2 separate regions of the Homo sapiens genome follow, and region 1 is linked to region 2. Evidence: read pairs that join two places in POLR2A ChIA-PET (ENCODE). Cell type or tissue: CD4-positive, alpha-beta T cell. All regions are shown on one strand. Each heading gives the region's core, and the rest is flanking DNA. Links, peaks and the distances in the headings are about the cores only.

Region 1 (11,078 bases), core at 2,230-10,229, 110 kb before region 2:
TTTTCTAGAGCCTTCAGGGAGAGAATGAGCCTGCCAACACTTTGATTTTAGATAAGAATAAAAAGAGAGGGGGGCCGGGCGCAGTGGCTCACGCCTGTAATCCCAGCACTTTGGGAGGCCGAGGCAGGTGGATTACGAGGTCAGGAGATCAAGACCATCCTGGCTAACACAGTGAAACTCCATCTCTACTAAACATACAAAAAAATTAGCTGGGAGTGGTGGCAGGCGCCTATAGTCCCAGCTACTCGGGAGGCTGAGGCAGGAGAATCTCTTGAACCTAGGAGGCAGAGGTTGCAGTGAGCCGAAATCCACCACTGCACTCCAGCCTAGACGACAGAGCAAGACTCCATCTCAAAAAAAGAAAAAAGAAAGAACAAGAACAAAGATGTAAAAGAAATAGAACAAGTCTCAGTTGCTGCCCTTGAAGAAAGCTGCCAAGCCTAGGGAAACAGACAGTGGGACAGAAGCTTGGCAGGCACTTGGCCCCGCCCACCACGTGACAGCACCCGGTGGAGGACAGGACCCTCAGCAGTACATGGAGATGCTTCTTATGTGCTTGGAGGAATAAGAATCCACCAGAATGGCCTGTCACCAACAGGTGTGGGACCTCTCAGGAGTCCCCATCTCTGTGGCTTGTCTTCCTCCATCTGTACAGGGATTTAAGGATCCTAAGGCTTAGAATAATCTATGGCTTACAATACAGCTAACCAGACCCAGGATAGGCCTGATCTCCAATAAGAAAAATGGTCACTTCACCCATCTGAGGTGAGAAAGTGGAGTTTCAGAGCAGTGATTTGCTTGATGTCACACAGTCAGGAAGTGCTAGGAGCTGGATTCAAACCCAGGACCCTCTGGCTTCAGAGCCAGTTGTCCTTCCCAGTGACACCTTCTCCTGTCTCTGTGTTCCTTCCCACTGCCCACACCACCACTCCTGAGCCCTCGGCCTCTGTCTCAGCCCTGGGTCCTGGCCTCTGGCCTCTGTCTGAAGATGCTGCTAGGACAAACTCACCACCAGGCCCTGGCATGCCCAGTCGCTTCTTTCCCAGATGGGCAGTCGGGGTACAGATGCTGATCAGGGGTTTGGGGTTTGGGAGGGGCTGCTTCAAGCCACCTTGGGGACACAGAATGGAAACTCTGCATGCATCACTCAGCCTGACCTTCTCCTCCACTGTGGGATTGTAGCAGGTGGGGCTCCCAGAACAGATAGGGGGACTATATTAGTCCATTTTCATGCTGTTATGAAAAAATACCCAAGACTGGGTAATTTATAAAGAAAAAGAGGTTTAATGGCCTCACAGTTCCACATGGCTGCGGAGGCCTCAAAATCATGGCAGAAGGCAAAGGAGGAGTAAGGGCACGTCTTACATGGTGGCGGGCAAGAGTGTGTGCAGGGGAACTGTCCTTTACAAAACCATTAGAGCTCATGAGACTTATTCACTATCACAAGAACGGCATGGGAAAAACCTGCCCCCATGATTCAATTACCTCCCACCTGGTCCTTCCCACTACACGTGGGGATGATGGAAGCTACAATTTGAAATGAGATTTGGGTGGGGACACAGCCAAACCACATCAGGGAGCCAGACCCAGAGAGTGGGTGGAGACTACCCAAGGTTGCACAGCAATGCTGAGGCAGGGCTGGGACTGGAACCCAGGTGACCTGATTCCCAGCCTGTACTCTTCCCAGTATACTGTCCAAAAATGAATTCTAAAAACTAAAACAAAAGAACAATATTACTTATTTCCATATACATAAGGCTTTAGGCAGAGAGTCAACAAAAATTTCCAAAGGACACAAAATTGCAATTTTCAACTTTTTTTTTTTTTTTTTTTTTTTTGCCTCAAAACATTGCAGGCAGAGCCTCCTCTAAAGACAGTCCGGTTTGTGGGACTAGCTCTTGCCCTTGAAGGGGGCCCTGTCCAAGGTCACAGACACCTAAATTTCCCCAAGGAGGCTCTTTCCTGCTGCCCTTTCATGGGAAGACCCCAGCACTCACTCAGGTTCCCCGAGTACCTCTATTCTCCTTGGTCATCTGTGTCAGACAGCTGTTGACTTGGTGGGCCCGAGAGAGCTCCTGATACCAGTCGGCTCTGTTGCCTCTTCCCTCCACGTTGGTTTCTCAGAACCTTGGTCATTCCAGGTTTTCAAAGCCTCTAAGTAACTTCCCCTCCCACCTTTCCTTCCTTCCTTTCTCCTTTTCCTTTTTCCCTCCTCCCCTTTGCCCATTTACCAACCTACACATCCATTCAACGAACAACCTGTGGCAGGTGCTGGGATTCAATAATGGATGGATCACGGAGGATCGAGGATCGTTAACTGGAGAGAGTTGCAGCTGAGCTCAGCAAGCAGGGGGTGGGGGCACGGAGCAGCCAGCACACCTGGGGTCAGGAAGAAGTGATCTTTACAATAAATCCCGCAGGATGCTCTTCCTTTCTCCCTCCCTCTCTACCGTGCAGACACATTTTGCTTGGCTTGCTTGTTTTCTGTTTTTAAAAGATGAGTGGCCAATATTTAAAAATAAGGACACTTTGCAGGAAAAACTGAATTTTCAGCTTCTCTTAAAAATGTAGAAGATCAGGCCTGCGCAGTGGCTCAGGCCTGTAATCCCAGCACTTTGGGAGGTGGAGGCGGGCGGATCACCTGAGGTCGGGAATTCAAGACCAGCCTGACCAACGTGGAGAAACCCCGTCTCTACTGAAAATACAAAATTCGCCAGGCGTGGTGGTGCGTGCCTGTAGTTTCAGCTACTCGGGAGGCTGAGGCAGGAGAATCGCTTGAACCCGGGAGGCTGAGGTTGCGGTGAGCTGAGATCACGCCATTGCACTCCAGCCTAGGCAACAAGAGTGAAACTCTGTCTTAAAAAAAAAAAAAAAAGTAGATGACCTAGCTGATCCCCAACATGGCAACAATCAGCGATGGCTGCCCTGGAGCAATTTCGGTTTGACACAGACCTCACCACTCCCTATTGTATCACACTGCATGGGTTAAAAAGAGTTACTAGAGTCAGGAGCCTGAGTTTGAGTCCTGGCTCCACCACTTATTTGGCCACATGCCCTTGAGCTACAAGGTATTTGATTTTACTGGGCCTTCATTTCCTCATATAGAAAATGAGACAGTAAGCCTAAGTGTTGTGAAGATTGACAGAACCTGTGTGAGGAACTTAGAACGGGGCCCGCATCTACTGGGTGTACACCATCAGCATTTCATCACTGCAGCTAATATCTACCCAAACCCCAGTCCCTGTCAGCATCTGAGTTTGGGATCCCAGCAGCAAAGGTTTCATTGTTAGTTTCATATTTGCATAAATTACAAGCAATAGAATTCTCTCGCCAACATGTACCGTTCCTGGCTGATTGCTCGGACTGACAGTGTAACGGGTGCTCTCCTACACCCACTGTTACGAGAATCACTGGACCGTTGGCCGGGGACGGCCAGCCACCCACCATCAAGCCCGTTCCAAGCAACCCGAGCTCTCTCAAACCGAAATGTCCAATTTGAACAGTCCAGTGCACATAGTAGAAGCTCAATAAATAGATTAGAATGAATGAGCAGTAGTTACTGGGCACAGGGTGGGCTATCTTTTTTTTTTTTCTTTTTTTTTTTTTGAGACAGAGTCTCACTCTGTTGTCCAGGCTGGAGTGCAGTGGCGCGATCTCAGCTCACTGCAGCCTCCGCCTCCTGGGTTCAAGTGATTCTCCTGTCTCAGCTTCCTGAGTAGATGGGGCTACAGGCGCAGGCCACCATGCCCAGCTAATTTTTTTGTATTTTTAGTAGAGATGGGGTTTCACCATGTTGGTCAGGCCGGTCTCAAACTCCTGACCTCAGGTGATCCACCCACCTTGGCCTCCCAAAGTGCTGGGATTACAGGAGTGAGCTACCGCACCCGGCCTTTGAAATTTCACTTCTTCACCCCATTTTAGATGAAGAGACTGAGGCTCAAAGGGGCCAAGTGGTACAGAATTGGGAGGGACAAAATGTCCTCGGCCCTGAGCTAGGCGGGTGGCAGCCAGCACGGCTGGATTTGAGAGGTAGGAAGAAGACCTCATAGGTTTCCTTCAGCATTTGTCACACCTCCTAGAATCTTGTCATCATAGATTTGGGCCTTATCTCAAACCATCATCCCCCAAGACCTACCCAGGTGCTTGAGGGAGATGAGCTGTCAGGATTAGGAGGTTGGAAAGGGCAGGGAGGTGGCAGGAGACACCAAGCCTGCAGGTGTCCAGCTCATCCCCTGCCCCAAACAGCCATCACCAACACAGCAACAGAGTATCCAAAAGGCCAGCCAGCAAGTCAGCAGCTTCCACATCTCTGGCCCCTGGCTGCCCTGGTCACAGCCCTGTCTCTGTCTGTCTCTCCCACGGCTAGCTCTTCTCTCCTAAGTACTTTACATTAACTTACTTCTTTTTTTGTAACAGGGCCTCACTCTGTTGCCCAGGCTGGAGTGCAGTGGCACGATCAATGCTCACTGCAGCCTCAATCTCCTATGCTCAAGGGATCTTCCCACCTCGGCCTCCCTAGTAGCTAGGACTACACGTATGTACCACCATGCCCGGCTAATTTTCTGTATATATTTTTTGTAGACACAGGGTCTCACCATGTTAGCCAGGCTGGTCTTGGACTCCTGGGCTCAAGGGATCCTCCCACCTGGACCTCCCTAAGTGCTGGATTACAGGTGCAAGCCACAGCACCCTGCCACATTCAATTATTTCTTTCATCCTCACAACAGTCCTGGTATTGTCCCCTTTTACAGATGAGAAAACTGAGGCACGGAGAAGCTTAGGTATTTGTCCAAAGTCACAGCTGATAGGCAGCAGGGCCAGTACTTAACCCAGGCTGCGGGGCTCCAGAGTGAGGGGGCCAGTACTTAACCCGGCTGCGGGGCTCCAGAGTGAGGGGGCCAGTACTTAACCCGGCTGCGGGGCTCCAGAGTTAAGGCTATAACCACTATGCCACACTGCCCCAAGGTGTCCACAAAGGCTGAAAGTGTAGAATGAAGGGGGCTTTGCTCGCTGCTGGATCCCCAACACCGTGACTTGCAGGTACTAGGCCCTCCTAAATGTCTGTTGAATGAATAAATGAATGAATGAACAATTCCTTCCTCTTCTAAGAACCATCCTCAAGCAGCTATCCAAAACTACCTGAACTCTGGCTCAGCCTCTCTTGCTAAAGCCCCGCACGGCATTCCACAATTCCTCCCCAGGTTAGAAGACTCCACCAGAGTGTTCACTGGCACCATTTCCTGATCAAGGCTTGTGCTCACAGGACCGGGTTGATTTTCTTCCACACCGAAGGAGGGCTGTGATCAGCTGGTCTACTTGTATGTGTCCTCCAGAGTCACTCCCTCCCAGACAAGGTTGGAGACTCTTTGTGGACAGAGCAGTAGCCGGCCTCCTCTCTGTGGCCAGTGCCCAGCATGAGGCCAGGTAAATAGAGGAATGGGAGATGAGACATTGTCTGCCAGCTCTGCTCCTCCCTCCGTCTGCATCCTGGCTTCCTGGAATCGTAGACTGGGCACTCCCCCCTCCACTACCCGACCTGCGTCTCTCACCACTCAGCGCTTCCTGCCTCACTTTCTGCCAGGCTCTGTGATGGGAGCCTCGAGTGTGTCATAGCCCTGGTGGTGGAAAATGTCTCTAAGCAAGTCAGCCTAGGGGATGTCCCAGGCCTGTCACAGGTGCTGGTGGTGAGCTCAAATTTAATCAACACTCCCTCCCCCACTACCAAACGCACTGTGTGGCCCGGGACACGGCACCGCCATCCCCTCAGGGCCTCTGGGCCTCTACTGAGGAACAAGACTTAGAACCTCTGTCATTCCTATCTTGGTAGGTCACTGTGTGTTTGTGTGGGATACCAGGGGTGCACACCCTTTAGAAGCTGTAAGAAGCTGTGCCATGTGGGTGCTAAATATTGCCTGGGTTCAACTTGCTCCACTACATTCTAGCTGTGTGATCATGGGTAAGTCACTTGGCCACTCTGAGCCATAGGCTCAGCTATAAAATGGGCTAAGAATAGTACCTCCCTCATGGCATTTGCTTAAGGATCCAGTGAGTTAAGGATGCTTCCAGAGAGTGGAAGGATCAATGTGCTTATAACAGAGTCTGACGCATCTAAGTGCTCAATACATGCAGTTCTCGAAGACTTTGAAGGACCGAGAACATTCCACAGTGGCTCTCACAGATCCTTGACCCCAAAGCTGTCCCTCCCCCACTGCCTGTTGATAAAGCCCAAATTGTCAAATAGTGGCTGCTAATCTGCAAGAACAATTCCTCTCTCTTCCAAGCACCATCCTCAATCAACTATAACCAAAACTAGCTGAGTTCCAGTTGAGCCCCCTTGCTAAAGCTCCACCCAACATTCCACCCTCCTTCCCCAATTAGAAGGTCCTTTCAGAGTCTTCTTGTGCCTGGCTTTTCTGACTAAAGTCTTGAGCTAACGGGGCTCTACCTGATGTTCTTCCAAAGCTATTAGTATCACCCTTAGATCCCCAGAATCTAGCCCAGGCTCTGACCCACGGCACAACAGTTGGTTATAACAGAGGTAGCTCAGGAGGGGGACAGTAGGAGGAAGTAATCTACTCTACTTGGGGGCAAATCAGAGGGCCTGCCAGAAGCAGAGATGCTTGAGTGGGGTTCTGAGGGATGCATAGGAACCTGAGGGTAGATAGCTTGGGTGGCAGGGCAGGGCTACTTCAAACCCAGGGATCAGCAGGTGCCAAGCAAATGAGTCAGTTGCAATCCCTACTCTCATCCCCACCCCCCAACCCCAGCGTGAACTCTTGATGTAAAATACATGTAGCCCAGGCCTTAAGCCATATTCCATGTGGCACCTGGAACCACAGAATGTCAGGGCTAGGAGAGCACTTAGAAATCATCCAATCTGCCTGCCCAATTCACAGATGGGGCAACTGAGGCATAAGAGCAGATGGGACCTCCCCAAAGTCCCCCAAGCCATGGACGATCACATTAAGGACCTCAGCCATTATCCTGAAAATGACAGTGGGTCACTGGAGGTTTAGCAAGGATGTGGTGTGGCCAGATACGACCTTTAGCCAGATCAGCCTGGCAGGGCTCAGAGGTGGAAGGATCAGAGGGGCAGGCGGCTGTGGGGACAGGCAGACCGAGGAGGAGGCTGAGCAGGCATACGAGTGAGAGGTGATGGCGTCAGGTCTGTGGCACGGAGGTCACCAGGGTGGGGGTGGGAGAAGCCAGTGAAATGCTGGCCCAGAGGGACACTGGACCAGCTTGGAGGGTGGAGGCAGTAGGAGGGGCTCAGCAGTTACGGAGGAGGAGGAGGTAAGACCACCTCGGCCTGACCAACCAGCATCGCCCTCAGCCTTCTCTCCTGGCCACCGTTCAGCCCCATCTACCTGCCAAACTATCAAAGGGCTTTGCTTTTTCTCCCACAATCACACTAATGGATCATGGCATCTTATTTTCCCCCCGAAGTTGACTGCCAGGAAGCTTAGAATGAAATTTTACCAGGTATTTTCCCATTAGTATAATTATCTCCTATGTAGCCTTCTGTATGCTAAGGGCCAAAAGCTCCGGAGTCAGATGTACCTGAGTTTGAATCCTGATGCTACCAACCATCAGCTGCGTTGCTCCACCTCCCTGGGCCTGTTTCCTAATCAGCAAAATGGGGAATAAAGCACCTGCTTCTCAAGGTTGTTTCCAGATGATGAGAGATGACGCCCAGGCCATGCTGGCACAATGTGTAGAGTGGAAGTATTGGTTCTCTTGCCCCTTCTTACTGTCCTCCTTGGTCTGTTTTTTCAGCTGTCAGTAATGAGGAGGACAGTGGTGGGTGCTTCATCCTGGACCTGGGCCTACAGTTTCCACCATAATTTACTTGGGAAATGCAGGCACCTGAAGTTGCTTCGAATGAGAGATGGGAGGTGGGGGAACGGAGGAAGCAAAATAACAAACCTAGTTCAACAAAGAGGAAACATGAGAGGCTGGAAGGCCCCCCCCTCCCCCCACCTCTCCTCCTTTTTCTCTTACCCCCAAGATCTGCCCTGGCTGCCTCCTGCTTCCCGCTCTGTACCTGACGGTTCTCCAGGGCCCCAGCGGCTGCCCGGTCCCCAGCTGGTGCCGCTCCTGTCTCCTGAATCTGACCCAGGCCCCTCCTGCAATCTGACCACCACCCCTGCCGCCAGCTGCTTCCTCTTTGTCTCCTCTCCCAAGATCCACACTCGGATCCACACTGGGCATGACACACAGTGACCGCTGGCCCATCCCTTCATCTGCACCCGGTATAAGGTGGCCCTGACTCTGCTCCCTGCCAGCTCAAGTCTCTCACCAGACATGGTGGGGACAGCTGGGCTCCCTGGGCTTGCCTCTCACAGGTCCCTCTCAGCTTTCCAGTCTCCATCCTCTCAGCTTCAGTTTTCCCTGCCTGGGAAATCGGAGTTGGGAAACCTAAGAGCTCCTTTTGTGTTAGGAACCTGAGGAATTATGCGGTCCAGAGATGTCATCAGCTATCAGCTGTGACCAACTGGGGGCTGCCTATAGCGCAGCATTGCAGAATCTGAAGCTGCACCCAGGCTCTGCAGGAGGAGAGCTGTGTTCAATTAGAAATGTCTGCCGTGCATGGGTGCAATTGATTAGTAATGTCTGCCATGAGTGTGGCTTTATGAATGCCAGGAATTGCCATCCCTGGTCTGGTCCAACTTTTATCAGGACACTATCTATCTATCATCTATCTACCTATCTGGAGGGAGGGGGATAGAGGGGGGGGGAGAGAGAGAGAGAGAGAGAGAGAGAGAGAGAGAGAGAGAGAGAGAGAGAGAGGAGAGAGAGAGAGATTCGTCATCAAGTGCAATATTTCCCCAGGCATAGACTTGTGGGATATGGCCATGAGCTGATACCTGGACACAGAATAAGACAGACAGTCCTGACTCCTATTAGTGAAAAAGATATTCCCTTTACAATCCTTTTCCTTTCTCTCAAGGAGGAAGTTTGCATTTGGCCCTGGGATGTCTTCGACAGCTCCCCAGCAGCTTCTCATTTCCCCTTTAAGAGACAACAGGTTTACCGCAGGCAATGAATATCAACACTATTTTGTTGCATTGTACTTATTTTGTACAGTTACCTTTTATTTATAGCGAAAATGGGTTTTTTCATTTACAGAGTAACAAAGATTTTTCTTTAAATAAATGTATTTCAACGAAAATGAACTGACTTAAAGAAAAAATATTAAGGAAATAATCACAAAGATGGTACACACGGATCATTAAAAGATACGGATGTATAGATACATATGTCACAAATGATTAAGACTTAAAAAATGTAACCCTCCCAAGAAGTGGGAGCCTCCCAAAGTGGAGAAGGCAAATACAATTTCCATTTGGGGGGATAAGGAGACCGACTTGCAGAGAGGATTAGTAGGTTGCCCCAGAACACACAGCAAAGGTGTGGAGCCCCTTGTGGTCTGAAACATTCAGGACCCTATGGCAGGAGGTGAGACTGTCCAATAATTCAGCTTTTTTCAAGGCATAGACCCAAGACTCAGACAACCTCAAGAAAGGGGAGTTTATTTTGGATATAAAGGCAACAGGAATCCTGACCAAATGGTCAGCAGCCCTCTCAGCAGTAGGTATTTTTGTATTGGGAACCCAAGGTCCTCTGCTTAGTGGCTCAACGCTTGTCTACCTTTCCAAGGCTCAACGCTTGTGGAGCCTTGTCCACAAGCACCTGCTCCCAAGGGCCTCCCTCCCTGAGTTCAAACGCCCAAGACAGAGTTGATCTGATTGGCTAGTTCAGGCCCAGCCTACCTGATTGGACAGAGCTTGGTGCCAAACCCCCTCATAGGCTGCTGGTCAGAGCCTGTGGGGGCGTGTGGTCAGGTGCCCAATCAGCTGTGAGCAAGGCCTGTAAGTGCAGGTGCCTGAGGGCTCCCAGGTCAGAGTTAGCTGGGACTGGGGTCACTGTCCTGCTGGGGTGGAATGTTGTTTGAGCCATTGCAACGTGATCTGCCTAGGAAAGATACGTGGAGGGGTCGGGGTAGGGGGTTGAGCCCCTTGCAGGAGGGGGCATGCCAGACCTAATGGGCACGGGACTCTGCCTCTCTGTGTGAATGTCAGGCGCAGGGAGCCCAGACGAGGTGGTGCCAGGTAATTAATTCGTTCATCCAGGGTATACGACGGGGTGTTGGGCACTGTGTCTGGGGCAGTGAAAAATAATGAGGCCCTGCCCTGTGGAGCTGCCCTTCTGGAGGCCAGTGTGCCAGTCCCTGAGCTGCAGAGGAGACCCCTCCAGTGGAGGGGGCAGTGGGAGGTCCCAGGCCTGGCAGCATCAGGGCCCACCACTAGGCGGGGCTGCTGCCTGGGCCTCGGACTCCAGGGTTTACTCCCCATCAGCTTCTCTTGTGGGTCTGTGAAGCCACTGTGGGAAGATGCAGCAGGCATCCACTTTGTGGGGGGATCTGTGCCCTTACTTGGGCCCCAGCATTAAAGATACAGCAGCCAAGCACTCTGAGGCCTCAGAGATCCCAAAGGAATAGTAACAGGGCCTCTTTCTCCAGGCGCCCTGGGTCCCTGACAGCTTCTCCCTCCAGCACTGACGCTAGAAGTTTCTGGCAGATTAAGGGAGGCAGTGCTTCCCTCCAGGAGAAGCAAAACCGGCACTTGAAGAGTCAGGGAAGTTTGTCACCTAGATGAGGGGGAGCGCACAGCAGCCCCAGGGAATAGCATGTGCAACAGAGGGGGTGTGAGGGAGCTCTGAGTGGCTCAGGAGGACGGTAGGGAGGATTGCAGAAGGGGATGTCCCCACACGACACCGGAGGTACAAGTACCAGGCTGAGAAGTGGGGCTGAGGGCAGTGGGACCTGTGCAAGGTTTTGAACCGAGGGGGAGCGTGGCCATATTTGGGTTTTGGAAAGCACGCTCAGGCTGCCCTGTGGACGGGGAGGGGAGGGAAGGAGGAGGCTGGGGCAGAAAACCCAGGGAAGAGGTCAGGGCAGGGAGCCCTGGAGAGCCGCGAGGACTGATATTGGTGAATAGCTGCAGGGCTGGAGAGGAGCGATGCTTCTGAGCCTAAATTCGTGGGATCCTGTGATTAACGAGGGAGTTGGGGAGTTA
Region 2 (9,486 bases), core at 1-8,000:
GCGTGGGGTGGGACTGGAGTGAACGGGTAGATGCTTCCACATGCGGCAGTTGGCACTGACGGCAGGAACACGGGGGTGGCTTAATGGGTCCTGGGGCTCCCCTCTGGCCCTCAGGAAGGCAGGAGCATGAGGGGCTTGGGATGCAGCACCTGCAAATTTGCACGTTCCTGGCCTCAGGAGGCCTCCAGTACAGAAAAGACCATCAACGAAGCTCTGCAGCCATCTGCTAAGAAACGCCACAGGGAGGGGACAGCATGGCCAGCCGGGGTGCCATCAGGCTTTGGGTGGGGATCCTGGAGGATCAGACCCATCTAGGTGGGAGCGCTGGGGTGCAACCTGGAAGGAAGATAAGCAGGGAAAGAGAATTTGGGGACATGCAGAATCCACAGCTCTCGCCTTCCTGGCTCACAGCTCATTCCCACCTCCAGGTCTTTGCTCAAGGTTTGACTCCCACCAGGACTGCCAATGCTGCTCTCCCCACCTCACCAGTCCTCTCTGTCCTTCTGGTCCCACACCTCCAGGAGGCCTTGTGGGCTGCCTCCAACTCACTGACCCCACCATCTGCCCCCTGGGGATCATAGCTCAGGCTCTCCCACCTCCACCCACATATGTGGGTGCAGGATCTCCCTGGCTCGACTGGGCTCTCCTAGGGCCAGGGACCAAGGCATCTTTTCCATCACCTCCTGCAGGAATGGGCAGAGTGGGGCTCCGTGACACCCACTCCCTGGCCCGGGGGTGGGGGGTTACCAGGCATTCATTCATACCTTGGGCCTTGCCTCTGGAAGATGAGCTCCAGAGAGTGAGACTGGCCCAGGCAGATGACAAGTAGGCTGCGGAAACTGAGGCAACCTCCATACCCACCTTCTTTCTGTCCTGGCCTAAATGCCACTCACAGTGAACCAAAGGCCACTGCTCAGCCAGGGCCTGCTGTGTATGGGAGTTGGGCACTAGAGTGGGGGACTCTTACCCCTAGAGGAGGCTGCAGGCGCGCTTCTGCTGCCGCGTGGGCTGAGGGCACAGCACGGCCCGGATGGCCTCGTCGAACACGGTTTTCAGGCCTCTCTGGGTGAGAGCTGAGCACTCCAGGTATTTCACCGAGTCTGGTTGGGGAGATGGACAGGAGAGCCAAGGCCTAAGTGGCGGGGGGGGTTCTGGGCCAACATGTCTCCTATGCCATACAACCCCTTCCACGCCATACACCCCTCCCACGCCATACACCCCTCCCACGCCATACACCCTCCCGTGCCATACACCCCTCCCACGCCATACACCCCTCCCACGCCATACACCCTCCCTCCCACGCCATACACCCCTCCCACGCCATACACTCCTCCCACGCCATACACCCCTCCCACGCCATACACCCTCCCATGCCATACACCCCTCCCACGCCTCCCACGCCATACACCCCTCCCACGCCATACACCCCTCCCACGCCATATACCCCTCCCACGCCATACACCCTCCCACGCCATACACCCCTCCCACGCCATACACCCTCCCTCCCACGCCATACACCCCTCCCACGCCATACACTCCTCCCACGCCATACACCCCTCCCACGCCATACACCCTCCCATGCCATACACCCCTCCCACGCCTCCCACGCCATACACCCCTCCCACGCCATACACCCCTCCCACGCCATATACCCCTCCCACGCCATACACCCTCCCACGCCATACACCCCTCCCACGCCATACACCCCTCCCACACCATACACTCCTCCCATGCCTCCCATGCCATACAAGCCCTCCCACGCCATACACCCCCTCCCACGCCATACATCCCTCCCACGCCTCCCATGCCATACACCCCTCCCACGCCATACACCCCCTCCCACGCCATACACCCCTTCCCATGCCTCCCACGCCATATACCCCTCCCACGCCTCCCACACCATACACCCCTCCCACGCCATACACCCCTCCTATGCCATACAACCCCTCCCACCCCATACACCCCCTCCCACGCCATACACCCCTCCATGCCGTACACCCCCTCCCAAGCCATACAACTGAACACCAGGCTCTGGGGGCCGCCATCCAGTCCCAGTGGGGTCACCTGGAGGCTGTGTCACCAGGAGCAAGGAGTTTAACGTCACCGTGCCTCAGTTTCCTCATGTCTGTAATAGCGAGCGTGAACTCAGTGAGAGACTAAGGCCTCCAGGGCAGGTCTGTGTCTTTCTTGGACACATAGCCCTTAGTCCGTGGAAGGAGGGCGGGAATTTTGATGCTTTTCTGTGAAGGAAAGGGCTCAAGCATCAGTGACCAAATCTCTGGGAGCCTCACCTTCTAGAAAATTGTCTTGCCCATCCCTCCAGGATTCTCCCAGGGTTGCAAATAATCCCCAGGAGGCCTGAAGCCCTCAGGGCCCCCTCCCCAGGAACTTCCCAACATCATCAGCCCCTTCCTTAGCACCGTCCCTGTCTTACAGACAAGGAAACTGAGGCTCCTGGAGAGTATGCGACTCATCCAAACTCACACGCTGGATGTATTCCCTCAACCTGGGCCCAGCTGGGGGCCTTCTGGGAGGAGTGGCATTGGAGAGCTCCTCTGTCCTGCCATGGGAGGCCCAGCCTTCTCCCACATGAAGACCCCTCAGGGCTAGAGCCCGGGGCACAGATGAGGAGAAAGGCAGGCCTAGTTCCCACCCCCAGGGACGGCGTTCCATGACATTCTGCAAAGAGTCCGTGTGACTTCCCATGTCCATTTCAAGCTGCACAGTTTCCCTGAAGTGAAAAACCACAAAACCCCTTCTGCCGAGATGCTATGCAGGCCTGGGGGCCGATGTCAGAACCAAGAGGAAGGAGAAGGGAGGGGAGGGGAACTCTGGGCCCTCCGCCAAAGCCCGCTTGCTTCTCTGTGGCAGGATGGAAGGGGATGGACGCTGGTCACCACCTACCCTGTGCCAGGCACTGAGCTGGGTGCTTCCAACAACACCGGGGTGAGTTCCCATTTCACAGACCAGGAAACAGGCCCAGAGTGGGGAAGCCAAGGCCCGAAGGCACAGAGCTGGGGGGAGAAGTCGGGATGGCAGGAGGGGCAGCCCCTGGAACAGGGGAGCCCACTGAGGCCAGGTGCTGGGGAGAAAGGAAGGGTGGGGCAGGGACGAGGAGCCTGAGGCTCAGAGAGGATGTCACTCGCTCTGAGTCACATGCTGGGCGTCTCCCCTCTACCTGGAGGCATATACGCCCACCAGGGATCATGGGCAGTGGTTGTCATGGGGCTTGGCTGGCAAGAGCAGGGTGCCCTGAGCTCAGCCCGGAGTCTGGTCACCACAGCCCCCTGTGTTGAGGAGGTGTCACTGGGCACTTGGCCACTGTCTCCTTATAAGGGACCACATCTGCGTCCACTTCCCCCACATCCACCAACTGCCTTTTCCCTGGCACCCAGCCACCCACTCACCCAGGACAAGGGTCCTGAGCTGGGGGGCCAGGGCTCACTTTGGCTCGGCCTCTCACTGCTCTAGGACTTTAGTCAGTTCCCCCTCTCCGGGCCTCAGTCTCCCATCTGTCTAGGACTCATTGCCATGCGATGGCTCATCAAGCTGAGGCAGGGGGCAGGGGAGCTACAGAGAGGGCAAGGAGGGTGAGGGGGCGGTGGGGGCAGTGGAGGTGCAGGGAGGACAGATGGCCCTCAGCTTTGTGGCTTAGGGAGCCAGTCCACCCCTGTCAGAATCCTGGCTGGGTGGCCTTAAGCCAGCAACATGTCCCCCCGAGCCTGTTTCCTCTCTGTAAAGTGAAGGTGACAAGAGCTCTTCGTCATAGCTGCTGTGAGAATGAAGTGGCTCCCAGGAAGTGCTCAGTCCACATCAGCTGTGATTATCAGCTGGGCTCAGGGCTGCCCCCAAAACTTGTCATCCCAGGGCTGGGGAGTCCAGGTGGGCAGAGGCAGTTGCTGCTTCCCTCACTATCCCTGCCAGTCCCCCCAGGACTCCCCCTAGGCCTAAGCTGGTCTGAGGCACAGTTAAAATCACTGCCCCTGCCCCAGCTCCATGCAGGGTCAGCCAGGAAAGACTGGCTAGAGGCCAAGGCAAGAACTCTGAGTCACCACCTTATGGAGGAGAGAGGGCCTTTGGGGATTGTCCAGGTCAGCTTATGTGGAGAGGGAGACTGAGGCCCAGAGAGGGGCAGCCACTAACCCAAGGTCACACAGCCAATCAGTATCAGAGCCAGGACCAGAATCCAGGCCTCCAGCACCCTCCACATGATCCCAAAGCATGTGCTTTACAAGGGAGAGGTCAGTGACAGCCAGGCCACAGGCTGGAGAGCTGCACCCTGAATAGAAGGAGTCCAGGGGCAGGGGTTGGAGGGGTGCTGGTTGGTCAGAAAGAGAAGGCAGGGATGAATCCTTGATATTTAAAAGGAAAGACTTGCAGGCTGGGGAGCTGTGGCCCTAGGACAGGGGAAGGGAGCCAGGGTGTGAGCCATAGTCTGAGGCCCCCGGGGAAGATGGCTGTGTCACCACGCTAGTCACAGAAGGAGGGAGGTGGTGGCTGCGGTTTCTCTTCCTGTGAAGAGATGTGAGTCCCCAGGGCCCTCCCAGTTCCGGCAGGGGGAGGTGGGGCGGGGCTGGGGCGGTGGGGCGGGAGGAGGTCTAGTGGATTCAATTTGGGGGCCAAACCCTGGGCCTGCAGAGTCCTGTGGTGAGGCAGAGGGCACAGCTCATATGACCAAACCCAGCTGGTGGTTTTGGGCTTTTGGGCAAGGATCCCTGAGCTACAGACACATTGGGACCTACCAGGGACAGGGACAGGAACAGCCAGCAGGCCTGGGTACCATGCATGAAGCCAGACCCATGGTCATCGCCTCCCTGATGCAGGCAGCCCTGAGCCACTACAAAGAAGCACCCCCCAGCAGTGAGCCAATAATTTGCTGTCCTTCCTTCAAATCTGGCTGGGCCACCTACTAGCTGGGTGACCTTGAGAAGTTACTATATTTCTCCAGCCCAGTGATTTGGAGGCAAAGAGGGGTCGAGCTGAGAAACCAAAGGGAGTGGGGAAAGGGAGGAGAGAAGGTGGTGGAAGGAAATGTGTCACCCTTTAGATCTAATGCAGCGCCACCTCCTCCAGGAAGCCTTCCCAGAACACCCAAGTTTGACTTGCCACTTGTCCTCCAAGCAACCACAGCACCCCCACTCAATCTCTGCTTCTGTCTGCTCAAAGCACACCTCCTTATTTTCAGTATCTATTAATAGATACTACTCATACTACTAGGACGACTACTACTAACACAGAGTGCTTCTCACACACAGGTGCTGCCCTGGCAGCTCCACCTGGAATAAGTTACTGAATTCCCCCAACCACCCCAGGAGGCAGGAGCTATCACTATCCCATGCTTTTCTGATAAGGAAACACAGGCAGAGAGAGGCTACGTGACTCGCCCAAGGTCACACAGCAAGTGCACAGCACAGCTGAGTTCAAACTGCACAGCCTGGCCCTGCAGCCCGTGTTTACAATCACACCACGAGGCCAAGTCAGGGCCTCCCCTGCAGCCAGATCGCCCCTCTGAGCCCGAGGCCCATACCAATCTCCTTGGCCAGTGCCAGGCCCTGCGGGTAGGTGATGGGAGCCAGCTTCTTCTCCTTCAGTTTCTCGATGGTGTCCTTGTCGTCCCGCAGGTCCAGCTTGGTGCCCACCAGGATGATGGGTGTGCTGGGGCAGTGGTGCCGCACTTCTGGGAACCACTGGGCAGGTGGGTGGGGGGACACAAGGTTGTATGGGTCAAGAGGGGGCGCGAGGCTGTGCGGGGATCAGAGGGAGTGTGAGGGTGTAGGGAGAGGAGAGGCAGCAAGTTGCCAGAAGATCAGAGGTGGGCACGACGGTGAGGAGAGAGAGACGTGAGGTGGCACAGGGAGGGGAGGCCACGACGTTGTGCAGGAAGGAGGGGGCGCATGATTGTAGGAAAGGAGGAGGCGAGGTTTTGTGCAGACATAAGAAGCAAACATGAGGTTATGTGACAATCGGAGGCGGACATGAGGTTGTGTGGGGAGGAGGAGAATGCAGCCATGGAAAGTGGGGGTATAGCTAACTATCGCAGCACCCCCCACCCCAGGTCCTCTGAATCTTACCCCCTCAAGTCCCTCTGCCAGCCCTGGTTGGCACTGGGGACCCTCTCTGTATGCGACCTCTGCTGCCCCAGGGACCAGCCTAGAGTCACCAGTTCCTCCCTCTGTCCCTCAGGGTTACCTGCCCCAGAGCCCCCAAGGCCCACCCTGTCCAGCTCACCTTGGCGCGGACGTTCTCATAAGAGGCTGGGCTGACGAGGGAGAAGCAGATGAGGAAGACGTCCTGGGGACAGAGCAAGCGAGGTTGCTAGTGAGGAGGGCCCAGAGGTGTCCCACCATGGCAGCCACCGAGAGGTGGAGCTTGGGGCTCCCTGAGGGTGGAACACCCCAGGGAATGCTGGGGACTTAGGATCTGGGCAGAGCAGAGATACCCTTCTCGCCTCTACCACGAGGCTGCTGTTTGTTAGGACGCTCACTAAAGGCCAGGGCCTCTGCGAAGTGGTTATCCTCACATGTCACTCTGCAGCAAGCACTGCTGGTAGCCCCATTCCTCAGACAGGGAAAGTGAGGCTTCCAGAGGTTAAAGAGTTTGCCAACGTGCACTCTGGTGAGGGGAGGATCTGGGATTCTAGAGTCCATACTCCAATCCATATACTATCCACCATCTGATTACCGGCCTTAGCCGCCTCCCTGCATACCCTGGAGGAAGGGCGAGGACCCAGCAGCCACCTGCAGGCATCCTCCACCTCTCCCCTCCCCCAGCACTCCCAGGGCTCACCATGCTGGGCTGCCTCCTGGGGCCCTGTGCAGAATCCACCTGCCCCACCACTGGAAACAGGGGGTGCCAGAGCCCAGGAGGCAATGGGGTGGGAAGATGGGCACATTGAGGACCGGGAACCAATGCAGGGCTGAGGGAGTGCAAGAGGAAGCCCTTCTCTGCCTGGGACATGCAAGGCAGGCAGACTCCCTGAGCTGGGCCTTAAGGGGAGAGGTAGGGTTTCCCAGGCTGAGCTGGCTGGAAGGGCATCCCAAGCAGAGGGAACAGAGACAGCAAAGGTCAGGACTGCAAGGCAGGTGGGAGCAGCACACCGTCTGTGGATAGGAGAGCGGCCGGAGACGGTCGTAGTCCTCCTGCCCAGCAGTGTCCCACAGCCCCAGGTTCACTGGCTTGCTGTCCACCATCACATTGGCTGAATAGTTGTCAAACCTGTGGGGAGCAGGCAAGGCGGAGGTAAGGTCAATCTCAAACCCCAGAACCTGGGAATTGTGGTCCAGCTCCATGTCATTCCTCGGAGGCTGAGACCTAGAGACAGTCTGCGACTGGCCCAAAGTCACACAGCATTTGCAATTGGGTTTCTTTATTTGTTTCATTACTGATTCATTATATTTTTTAAAAATGTAATACAAGTTAACAAGAAGAAAAAAAGATTGTCTCTTAATCCTTTTCCTACCCGTACCTGTCCTTTGGAAAGGTAATTGAGGCTGTGTAACTTTTCCTCCCAGTCTTGATGAGAATAAACTTACCTCTCTCCCTATGCTGCCACTCAATGTTTGCTTTTTGTTGTTTTTTGTTTGTTTGTTTGTTTTTTGAAATGGAATCACGCTCTGTCGCCCAGGCTGGAGTGCAGTGGCACCATCTCGGCCCACTGCAAACTCTGCCCCCTGGGTTCAAGTGATTCTCCTGCCTCGGCCTCCCAAGTAGCTGGGATTACAGGCATGCACCACCACGCCCAGCTAATTTTTGTATTTTTAGTAGAAACAGGGTTTCACCATGTTGACCAGGCTGGTCTCGAACCCCTGAACTTAAGTGATCCGCCCGCCTCGGCCTCTCAAAGTGCTAGGATTACAGGCGTGAGCCACTGCGCCCAGCCGCAATATTTTGTCGAATGAATGTTCATCCCGTCTCAGGCTGGGTCCCCCCAGAAGCAAACCCTGAGACAAGGAGGTGATGTGAGGGGTTTATTCGGGAAGTGACTCCAGGATGCTGCAGAAGGGGAGTGGGGAGGAATAAAGGAGGGGACAGCAGCTGACACAGGGCAGGTGGTTGAGTTGTCATGGCTGTGGACTGCTGCTGCTCTCAGTCCTGCTGGGGCCACCTGGGAGACAGAACGGACCGTGCTCAGGGCGTCCCCAGAGAAGGCAGGAAGCTAGGGTGCTGTCATTCATCTCCCATCTTCCAGGGAAAGAGGGCTGCTTCCGGGGCCTTTCAGCCCACCCCAGAGTGTGCGTGAAAGCTGTTAGTCACTGGCCATGGGAAGGGCCACGGCAAACGGTAGAAAGACACATGCTGCCGAGGAGATGGTGTGAGGCACTGACCTTGACTCCCAATGTCTCCCGCCAGACCCAGAGAGCCCTGCAGGGCCATCGAACGAGCCTCCAGATGCACTTGCTAGGCACCTACTATGCATCGGGTGCAGAGCCAGCGCTGGGGCCACCAAGGAGTACATGCCTGATCCTGCCCCCACAGCTGGCGGAAGGCCAGACACGGGGTGAGGGGCCTGACAAATATCAGAGACGGGGAAGCCCAACGAATGCTGGGAGGGCCATCCCAGGGCTCCAAGCTCGGAATAGGGGAGGTTTTGCAAGCCAGTTCTTGCTACACACATCCCCGCGAGGAAGGTGCTGGCTACCCACGCTGTGGAAGGGAAAACTTGGCTCAGAGAGATGCAGTGACTTGCCCAAGGCCACACAGCCAGTGAGTGACCCAACTAGGTAAGAAACCAGAAACCAGTGACCACGACCAGTGCTCACTGCCCCAGGCCACAGCTGTGCCTCCGGGAATGCCCTCACCGCCTGCCCCTGAGGGTTAGGGAATCACTGTCACTTTTCCCGCTGTGGTCCCCCACACAGGCCCTGACCTGGTCCACTGAGACCTCCGGCTCCTCTGACTTCTCCTCCTACTCCTCCCCTCGCACACCAGCCAAGCCGTTTCCCGGGAAAGGCTCACACTGCCCACCTCCCTGTGCTGGTCCACACAAAGCCCCTGCCCAGAATGTCCTTCCCACCTTAGCTGTCCATATGTTCTCACCAACCTGGTCTCTGGCCCCCACACCCTCCAGGCTGCCCAGCCCTCCAAGCCTTTGATCCTGTCTGTATCTCCCTCTGGAATACGCTTCCAGCCCCATTTCACTCCCAACTTCTATTCATGCTTCAAAACCCTGCCCAGACAAGTCCTCCTCTCTGGCGGAGCTTCGTCGTCCTCTACCTGTAAAGAGCCCATGGTTCCCTCTCTCAGGTGACTACTTTGCCTGGACCACGAGCAGGCACTTGGTGAGTCTCCACCCCTTCAAGGGCTGTGGGTTCTGTGTGGGCCAGGCCGATGCCTGCTTATTCTCCACAGTCTCAGGCCTGTCACCCAGTGAATGCAGGTGGAAGGGAATTAAACCACCTCCTCCAGGAAGTCCTCAGAGAACGCTACTCAATGTTAGGCTGCAGAAGCGCTAACACTTCAGAGTAACACAAAAGACACCTCTCCTGA

What was found. ChIA-PET counts read pairs that join two places held together with the same protein. Peaks named below come from ENCODE experiments on the same cell type or tissue, not always from the same donor. Only the 100,000 strongest peaks of a DNase experiment are listed, where the experiment ranks them.
Region 1: POLR2A ChIA-PET joins it to region 2 with 10 read pairs; 8 of 35 experiments call an interaction of 5 or more read pairs at or near these places.

What each region holds. Positions count from the first base shown.
Region 1 is chr22:37,116,780-37,127,857 of GRCh38, forward strand. IL2RB (interleukin 2 receptor subunit beta) reads right to left here. Exons shown (of 10, transcript NM_000878.5): 10 at 9,064-11,078. Among named protein-coding and RNA genes, the nearest start is that of TMPRSS6, 13 kb to the left of the region's middle. RefSeq lists an enhancer at 10,369-10,418. In CD4-positive, alpha-beta T cell, for the core only: CTCF peaks have their summits at 5,615, 5,819 and 10,091; a DNase peak (open chromatin) is centred at 5,602; H3K4me3 peaks cover 574 bases; H3K27ac peaks cover 3,577 bases.
Region 2 is chr22:37,225,704-37,235,189 of GRCh38, forward strand. It overlaps RAC2 (Rac family small GTPase 2), which reads right to left. Exons shown (of 7, transcript NM_002872.5): 3 at 7,098-7,215; 4 at 6,229-6,291; 5 at 5,528-5,687; 6 at 968-1,100; 7 at 1-336. The coding sequence ends at 970. Among named protein-coding and RNA genes, the nearest start is that of RAC2, 14 kb to the right of the region's middle. RefSeq lists enhancers at 4,831-4,890, 5,421-5,560, 8,048-8,549, 8,550-9,049. In CD4-positive, alpha-beta T cell, for the core only: no CTCF peak of the experiment used is centred there; DNase peaks (open chromatin) are centred at 3,768, 4,498, 5,108, 5,888 and 6 weaker places; H3K4me3 peaks cover 1,579 bases; H3K27ac peaks cover 6,926 bases.